Linked DNA regions of Homo sapiens: region 2 is linked to region 1. A link is a loop called in an ENCODE intact Hi-C map of the cell type or tissue named here. Cell type or tissue: GM12878. All regions are shown on one strand.

Evidence for each region. Hi-C counts contacts between places; a loop is a spot of excess contacts. Peaks named below come from ENCODE experiments on the same cell type or tissue, not always from the same donor. Only the 100,000 strongest peaks of a DNase experiment are listed, where the experiment ranks them.
Region 2: a loop joins it to region 1, with 2.4 times the contacts of the local background. A loop is called at or near these places in 1 of 110 quality-filtered maps.

What each region holds. Positions count from the first base shown.
Region 1 is chr13:47,092,526-47,097,525 of GRCh38, reverse strand. No RefSeq gene overlaps it. Among named protein-coding and RNA genes, the nearest start is that of HTR2A, 200 kb to the right of the region's middle. In GM12878, no CTCF peak of the experiment used is centred here; a DNase peak (open chromatin) is centred at 2,555.
Region 2 is chr13:46,960,457-46,965,456 of GRCh38, reverse strand. No RefSeq gene overlaps it. Among named protein-coding and RNA genes, the nearest start is that of HTR2A, 66 kb to the right of the region's middle. In GM12878, a CTCF peak has its summit at 2,703 (motif pointing left); a DNase peak (open chromatin) is centred at 3,516.

The sequences.
Region 1 (5,000 bases):
TATCCATTACGAAGCTAGAGTATCTGAACCATAAATTTAAGGTAATGTACATATGTTAAGAATTAGCACCTAAATAGTAATAGACAAATCATTGTCTCCTAAGAGAATCCTATCAAGTTTAAAGGAAACCCTACTTTGTATGTTTGAGATATGAATTTGGAGAGTTCTACCAAATTGGAAGCTCTACTAGCAACCAATTTTCTTTCTCCGCATATAAACTTGGGTCTCTACACAGTATGGGGCCAGCTCTATTTTGGAGCCTAAGCTCTTCTTTCATCTTCTGGCAACTCATTTGTAAAGCTGTAGATAAACTGGAAAGGCTTGCAGGAAAACAAGAAGAATGATTCATAGCTTGGATGAAATGATCAGTTAGAGGAGTATATAGGAATTTGTACATATACAAGTTGTTCTAGCAAATCTAAAGTCATTTCATAGCCACATATCTTATGAGTGAATATATGAAGAAGGCATATGAACATTTTTGATTAGTTAAAAGGAAATTAACCCAAAATAGGATTTGTCTTTATAAAAAAAAAGAAAGAAAGAAAGAAAGAAAGAAAGGAAAAGGAAAAGAAATCAAGCCACAGAAGTTCTTCCCTCGGTGCCCAAATTTGATCATATTGAGACTTACATTTTCATAGATAAAAATAAAGAAACTACTGTTAAAGAATAAAAACAAAACAGAAATACAGCATAGTATACCTGCATGTCAAGGACCCAAACAAGATTCAAACATACAATTTGTGTAAGCAAATTTCCAAATAGGCACACACACAAGAATAAACTTATCAGAATGAATAGGCAAAAAAGAGAAGAAGAGCAGAAATGCCTTATCTTGAAAATAATTCACCCAAATACATTGATACAATGTCTGAGATTTCTTAAAGTAGTCCAGGGGAAGTGAGTAGTAGAGAAAGAGAGAAAAATGAGATTGGCCATGAGTTAATAATTGACTAACCTGGGTGATGTACACATATGGTTCATTATACTCTTCTCTCTACTTTTGTGTATATTGGAAAATATCTATAAAAATATTTTTAAAATACTAAATAAATATAATGTCTAAAGAGAAATAATCTGCAGAGAACAAATAAATATCTGAAGGGAACAAAACTGATCTCTATATTTAATAGCAGGACTGGTCAGCACAGAGAATAAACGAAGCTGTTAAAATGATCTTTATACTGATTAATTTCTTTAATACCATAAAGATACCTGACCCTAATCTAGATATACAGTACCTGTATACCAACAGAAAACTAAAGATTATTAACTTTGATTAGTTCACATTAAATTAGTTGCTTAGATTGGTTCTTAGTTGTATGCAGAAATGACTTGATTAATTCATCTGCTAAGTTGAAACAATTTCAATCACCTTACTTATTTCTGAAGAATGAATGACATATGTTGAGGATTAAATCCTGAGATTAGCCTTCACACTGGATACTGGTGAGCTGGGGAAGGTCCCCAAATGCTTCTGGGATCTTTACCCCCAGCTAGTGTCCAGGCTCTTGACACTATTGTGAAAAGGAATTCAAAAATGAGTTAGAAAAGAGTGGAAGTACAGAGATTTATTGCAAAGCAAAAAGTACATACTCAAGAAAGGGAGTGCAGGCATATGCAGGAGAGAGTCACTCACAGAAGGGTTTGGAGCTGCTACCTTTATGGGTTTCTTTAACCAAGGGGTAAGATATTCGTGAAGATTCCTGGGAAAAGGTAGAGATTTCTCAGAACTGTAGTGCCACCCATTTTAACACTAACTATAGGTATTCTCAGAACTGTCATGGCGCTGTTGGGTATCTGATTTAGTATGTTAATGAACATATACTGAGGTCCTAGGTGAAACCTAAGTCAAATCAAGCACCATGTTGGGTCCAGTCAGTCTTAGCCAGCTTGGTCCACACCCTGCTTTTCAGGGTATTATGAGCCTGTAGCCTCTAGTTACGTGAAACTGCCACCTGGAAGTTTTTATTCTCCTGTGACCACCCTATATTATTCCTGTCTCATTTAAAGAGGTAAAATGTTCTATCTGCTTGTGGGGGATAATTCTGCCTGAGTATTCTGGGCTTCTACTTGTCTTACGAGCAGAGGTACAGACTGACCCTGTTACAGAATATCTTTTCAAGAATTTTTACGTAGAAACAACCTTGAAAGATAGAAATAGTGTCTCCATCTGAAGCAAAGGGCAGGCATGCTGGTTTCTCATTATAAAAGTTTTGGGTTCCCTAAACTCAGGGTTCTTCTGTTCTAACACAACCAACCACATGTGTAGGTATCATCTGGCCCTATTCACAATGCCTCGTGGGGATTCGGTCTCAGGGAACCAATATAAAATATGCTGATGTTCAGCCTACTTGCTATGCCATGAGTAATAAAGTCCTTGTTTCTGACCCAGGAGTCTCATGTCTCACATCCATGAACTGCTAACAGGATAATCTATTAGTTTTCAAGTAAGATAAAATCTCAGATTCTTCACAGATCTTGCTACTGCTAACACTGAAATGGTAAATATGTGTCTGGCATGAAAGTGACCTATATTGAAACTGACTAGGGAAAGCAAAACAAAACAAAAAACCTGCAGCTGAATTGTGAAGACTCTAGTTAAAAATTAGCAATGCCTGCCAAGAAAGCCAGCAGGTGGGCTGTATCATGCATGCTATTAACACTGACATTGTGAGGTTACCTTTTTCAGTGCTAGTTAATGGGAGATGCTTAATAAATGTTTACTAAACTGAAATCCTTGTTAAAATTCTAGGTGGATTTTAATGGATTGACTACTGAGAAGTCACACATTACTTATGTCCACAATTTTGATTTTTTAAATTCTCTTTTTAAAAACCAGAAGTTCTTCAAAAATTAAATAGGAGGGGAGAAGGCATCTTACACTTTGCATGCAAGATATAAGCACTGAAACTCTTATTTGTTAACATAGGCATTATTTAAAAAAGTTAACAGACTTTCTTCACTATTGAAATAGAACTTAAAAATTAAAATTACTACCATAAGTACTGCTTAAGTCCAATCTCATGTATTATTTCAAAATTTTTGCCAAGTTCTGATATAGTTAAAATGTCCCAATTTTCTTGGTGTAAATAAACAGCCTGGTCTTCAAAATAATTCAGAGGCAACATATTGTCTAGGGTCAAAAAAAAAAAAAAAAAAAAAAAAACCACTGGTGTTCCAACACTGATGAACCCCTGAGATGTTTTTTATTATCTGTAGTAAATAATATGTGGTTCTTCTCGATGGGTTAATGAAAAGATTTTGTAAATATATAATTACATATATGTAACCTGACTTTGGACTTGTCTGCCATTGCACTCTCTGGCATATGTTTATTTTTAAGGTAAGGAAAATCTTACCACTTTGAATCCTAACTGTCAGGAAAGCATAATACCTTTGATTAGTGATATTTTAGAGAAGTCATTATATGGGTAAGCCCCAGATAGGCTTGTGAACCTGCTTTTTCTACCAAAGGGGTCTGTAAAGGTAGAATATTAACTTATTTTAGTGGATGCAGCTCTGCATAAAAGCAAAAAGGTGTTAAGGTATTAATAGTGACAATGACCACTGAAGTATGACTTTCGTCATTTTATTCTGTATTTGACATGCAGCCATAATTAATCACTTGGAAATTGTTCTAAGCACATTATTTATTGTCTTTCATGCATATACAATAAATCCTTAGGAGAAACTCAGATTAAATAATCATGACTTGAGGTATGCTCAGGATTCTTTCTTGAGCAGCTGGGTGGATTATTTTCTGTGTTGGAGAAGATTGGAGGAGGAACAGTTGGCAGGGATGGGAGGGAAGGCATTTATAAAATACCCACATAAAGATGAAACAGGAAACATTTCAAGTGAATATAAAATATCAAAGTGAAGATACACAGCATCAAGGAGATACCTTCAATGAAGATAATTTGTCAAAATACCAATGATATCTAGAGCCCTGACAATTAATAAAATTATCTCGAGATAGGAAGAGCAAGAGAATGTGGTTCTGTACCAAGTTTTATAGAAGTCCAGTTTTAAAGTCTAGTAGGAGGAGATAAGGAAAGATGACAGATAAGTGATATCCAATAAGGTCACTGGACACCTAGGAGATGGTTCAAAGATGGAAACATTAACTTTGATGAGAGCTACTGGTAGATCATACAGAATAAGAACTTTCATTTGGAAAATGAAAGTGTCCAGTGACCTTGGAAGAAACATTTGCTGTTTATGAAGATAAGCAAGAATGGAATGACTTGAAGGCTTCAAAAAAGAGATATAGGTATGGAAATAGAATGTATAGATAACATTTCTGAGAAGTTAAACAAAGAGTAATGGTAATTGAAGGGGGATATAATATCAATGATGAATGGTATGTGACTGGAATGAAGTATTAGAGAGAAAAAAGTTGAATATGCCAAAAAGAGAGAAGACTCCTGAAGAAGGAATGTCCTTAGGATAATCAAAATGAAAGGGATTCAGAGAATATGTAGTGAATTAGCTGCAGTAGCAGAGAAAGGAGAGATAGGTGAAAGGGAAAATATATGAGTTTATTTGGAAATGGCAGGATTTCCAGGCAGGATGAGGATGTACACTATTAATGGCTTGAATTTTCATTAGTGATATATGAGATAAGGTCACTAGATAAAATGGTGGGTGGTGCTAGATGGAAAGTCTTAGGAGAGAGAGAGAGAGGATGAAATTGTCATTGCAGAGGGTAGGAGCATGAGCTTCCTAGAAAAATACAGTAGATTTGCAACAGTAGAATTTCTCAGCATCTGCAGCAAAACTTTCTTCACATGCAAAGTCTTCTTAATGGAACAAAAGATTCATTTTAATGTTTTGATTATACTCAATCCTGAACCACCTGTGATATTTAAGTTGCACTATAAGCTCGTTAGTGTCAAGAAGCAACTATTATTTTTCTGTTTCTGTATGGTTAGGGCTTCCTAAACAAGAGAGTACTAGTAGCCTGGGTTGCTGAATGGCAAACAAGTCTTGGAAGA
Region 2 (5,000 bases), 130 kb after region 1:
GATCTTAGACCCTGAGAAATGTTGAGAGGAAAGAACATTTAATGTCCCTCACTTGTCCCCTAGATCTAGCCCCACCTGGCAACAATCATATGGTCTTCTTGAGTCAAGCAGCAGCTGTGCCAGCAATATGACTCACTACTGGGTTTGTTGTCATCTTCCACATGCTATGAGAACAGAAAAATTCATGTGGGCATGACTATCCAATAATTTTTTTGCTGTGTTTCACACTTTTGTGAACAGCTCCAAATGTGGACCTCTTCTCTCCCAAATGACAAACACATGGACTGTCACACCTTATTTCAATATGACTGGTAAGAACTCATGTGTGTCTCCTAAGGCCCAAGCAACTTTGGGTTATGCCACATATGGCAATCCAGTCTGTAACTACATGGTGACCGTGCCCATGAAACTTAACCAAACCCATGTAACAGTGATCCCAGTCAAGTTAAAGAACAAATCCTGAATTGGAGTGACCTGTGCCTTTATGAGTCATATGTTTACATGTGAAGGAGAGTAGGCCATGGAACATCTGCCACTGGAGAAAGAGGTTAATTTTTGGCCCATTTATTGTCTTCTGTAATTATTGACACTGACACCACCCCTTGCTCTACATTTCTTTTATGAAGACACAGAATAAAGAGGGCTGCTGTACCAGGAATATACTGACTCCTTATTCCATACAGCAGTTTAGGTACTGTTCCCTAGGAGTGAAATTCAGAGAGGCAGTCATCAGGAACCCATCCTTAAACTCAGTTACTACAGCTAATGAAACAGCACAAACCCTAGAAGATCATCAGGCCAGTGAAAACTCCCTTGTGTGGATCATAATGGATAAGAGACTGCCCCTTAGACTGCATCCTGGCTGAATATGGAAGAGCGTGCATAGTCACCTACGCCCTGTGTTGTGTTTGGATTAACGCTAGTCATATGGAACACTCTATGTCATAGGAAATGAAGCTAAATGGTTATCTGAAATGAGAACTGCTTGTTCCCCCTGGGACTTATTAAGTAGGCTGAGCCAGGGATGCTATGGTATATGGCTAAGGCCAATACGGCAGATGGGCTTCATCCTGCTGACCAACATTTTGTTGATAGTATCTCTAATGTGAAAAATTTGAGTTTGGCCAGGAATATATAAGGCCAATGAGTAGATTGTTGAGAAAGGCAGTCTACCATGGGCCCTGAGGGTCTCTTCATGTCCTTGCCTACTGTGCCAAGGCCTGGCTGTCCTCTAATGCTGAGCAGTTTCCATAGTTAATCACACAGGCAAATAAAGTAGTCAAGGCAACCACAATGTGATTATGTTGTGTCTTGTTGCTCCCCAAGTGGGAGAAGGATCTGGCTCGCTTCCTGCTTGCTATAAAAGGTGCTGAGTCCTTGGCCCTGTGTTCCTCTTCTGCAACACCAACCGCTGCCCACTGGGCTCATTGCGTGGCCTGTTGGATTTGGGGCCAAGGAAACCGGTACTGCCCTGTTGATGCTCTTGCTGTGCTGTAAATAACAAACTGCCTCATTTAGATTATTATCTAGCTTTGGCATTTAAGGAGTTGCAGAAGGTTTACTCCTTGATGTCCATTATGAGCATGGGACTTCTTTCCTGACAATAAATAAATGTTTGAACAAAACATATAATAAGCCAATAAAAAATGCCAGAGTGAACATGAGTCTCATTAGAGAACATATGAACTATATACTTAATATATATATACTTAATAAGCTTAAATAAGAAATTAGTGAGGAAAAGTAAATATAATCCTAGTCACTAAAAATAAGTATGTACATATATACTTGAAGCAAAAAAGAGAAAGGATAGCAACAGCAATCCAGATAAATCTGAATTTATCTAACAAACTCTAGGAAAAGTGATATAAAATTCATATATAATTAGTAAGAATGATTTATAATCAAAACAAATAATAGCAATGAAACTGTACTTGAAGAGAAAATATGGCTCTTGATTAATATTTTAACTTTATTTTCCTTAAAAAATTGGCTCATCTATAAGAATACCATGTGGATTCATGCAATTTAACTATTCTGGAAGAGTTTTCAAGTATTGAATCAAAAATGATAAACAATTCAATTTGCAAGAAAGCAAAATGAGTGGGGAAAAAATAATTGGTCTATATATTTAAGTACATTAAAAAATCCAAGAGTTTGGAGCAGTGGTGTGTTGGTATATCTTAACAGCCAGTTTTACAGAGAAGAAAACTGATTTATAGTGTTTGCCCATTTTCACAGTATAAATACTCCTGCTCCAGTTAATTTCAAGCTACCAACAATACATCACTGATCAAAATTGGGAAAAGTTATGGAAAATTGTCTCCTATGAATTTACACAAGCCAGCTCTAGCACACCACTGATTTGAGGTGCAATGGACAATATTTACAAGTAATACAATATATTTGTATACAATATATACAAATAAAAATCTTCCCAGTGAGCTTTTATTGCCCATAGAAACAGTACAGCTAAATGGAAAAAAGCTGAACTTCGATGACAGGCATATTTGGGTTAAAGAATCCTTCACCATTTACTATTGTGTGATCATGAGCAAGTTATTTCATTGTTCTTAGATTTACTTTCCCATGCGCACAACGGGAATAAGAGTATCCACCCTATATTGTTGTTAGAAGGGCAACAAGAAGAGGGAGAAGAAAAGCCCCTTCTTCCTTCCCCAGTCTTGCTATCTCCCTTTAGCACCACCTATTGGCTGAGACTAACATCAAGCCACCTGGCAAAGAAAAATAGCTATTCTGAAAAGTCCAGATCCATTATCACAAAGTAGGACAAAATAGGATGGGTGGGTTTAGATATGAGACATAACAGCTAGCATACTCGCCAAACTGGAATAGTGCTAGAAGAATGAGGACAGCTCCTGAGACTTCAGGAGCTAGGAGCAGAGACTGAAATACTGACAGCATCCTGCTTCTCCAGCTCCCGCCTTCCTTCTCTCTGCATCACCCTTTATTCCACCATGGATCAGCTTCTGCATGAGTCAGAGATCATGCACATTGTCATCATCCGGGATCACACTTTTCAACCATCAAGACCAAGTGGAGGTTGGGGATTGGGAGGAAAACTTCTCCTACAGCTTTATTATATATAGCAGCCCTCCCTCCTTCAATGAATTTTTGTGATCAAGAAGGTGCAAAACTGTGGTGCCTCACGTGACACAGGCCCATTCCTGGAGGGGAGAAGTAAGGAGCTATAAGTCTAGCTCCCACAAGAAGCACATGGGTGAAATAGAAGAAAGAAGGGTTACCCCAAAAGAAGGGGCAAAGAAAGACAAAACAACAAATATCCATGACCAATATTTCAAAAGTTTCATTTTATGCCTTTTTTTTTTTTTTTTTGGCTTCGGGCCATTATCTAAGATCCTATGAACAAAGTAGAGGGTCAAGTTGCAAGTCTAATACTGAAAAAGACAATTCTGCTCCTGCTCCTGCACAGCCAACTTGTTCACTGTGCTTGAGGTCCTCTGCTTTCATTTCAGCAATGACTGAAATTACATAACCAAGGGATGGTGGTGGACACGATGAGGAGTCACAGTGTGATGAGTCATAATGCTGGTTAGGTTTCACTGCTGCAGCTTCTTAAAACCAGAAGAAAAAGGATTTGAAAAGCAAGTTAAATTTTATGAGTAGATGTTGGTTTTAAGTTTAACATCTTCTCTCTAGAGAACCAACAACAATTACAACAAAGGGTTTTTATTCAAGAAGAGAAATATATACTACTATGGTACTTGGTTTAAGGTCCAATTTATTAAATTCCTATATCTGATAAAAGCTTTGAAAACCAATTTTTGTTCAGATGCTGATTATACATTTCATTAATTAAATTCCCTCAAGTAATTTTAACTGTAGTTACAAATTTAGTATGGTTGATTCTTCTGAATATATCGAGCATGTTAAACAGCAATTCATGTACAAAAACAGTAAGTACAAAACTTAATACCTTTACATTAAAGCTAGTTATCAAAATTCTAAAATGGGTTTAATCGTGTTTCTTATTTTTAGACTTATTTTGACACATTGCTAGTGCTCCCATTTTTGGTTATTCTTAGAGTTCTGTTGATCTTGCCAGACCCAGAAGAAAAATAATGGTCTCACACAAGTCAAGGGTGCAGATTCTGAGTTATTGGCTACATGACCCTGGATCTGTATCTTAGGTGTGATTATAAAGGCTATGGTGATTCTAACAGATGACACTGAGCATCACAGGATGAATCCTGTTGTATAATAAATGTTTTAGCTTTCAAGTTTATGAAAATTGACATCTTTTTGAAAATTATGTATTTTTAAATTTTTGGATGTCCTGGTCCCTAATCTATTGTCTGTCACTATGATATATGGGCCTAGTCTCCTGACATTATTTCAAGAGTATATATTTCTTTTATTGTTGTTGTTGTTGTTACAGAGTCTCACTCTGTCACCCAGGCTGGAGTGCAGTGGCGTGATCTCGGCTCAGTGCAACCTCTGCCTCCTGGGTTCAAGCAATTCTCCTGCCTCAGCCTCCTGAGTAACTGGGAATACAGGCGCCCGCCATCACACCTGGCTAATTTTTGTATTTTTAGTAGAGACAGAGTTTCACCATGTTGGCCAGGCTGGTCTTGAACTCCTGGCCTCAGGTGATCCACCCACCTCGGCCTCCCAAAGTGCTGGGATTATACGTGTGAGCCACTGCACCCGGCCTTAAGAGTATGTATTTCTTACCAGACTTTTTTAGTCTAATTACTGGAGCCATCTAGGGCAGGGATATCTAAACTTTTGGCTTCCCTGGAAGAAGAATTGTCTTGAGCCACACATAAAATACACTAACACTAAAGATACCTGATGGGCTTTTTAAAAATTGCAAAAAAATCTCATAATGTTTTAAGAAAGTTTGTGAATTTTTGTGGGCCACATTCAAAGCCGTCCCAGGCAACAGGTTGGACAGGCTTGATCTAGGGCTTAATCTCTATGAACAGCTAACTTCTTTAGAAGATTAGGCTGATTTA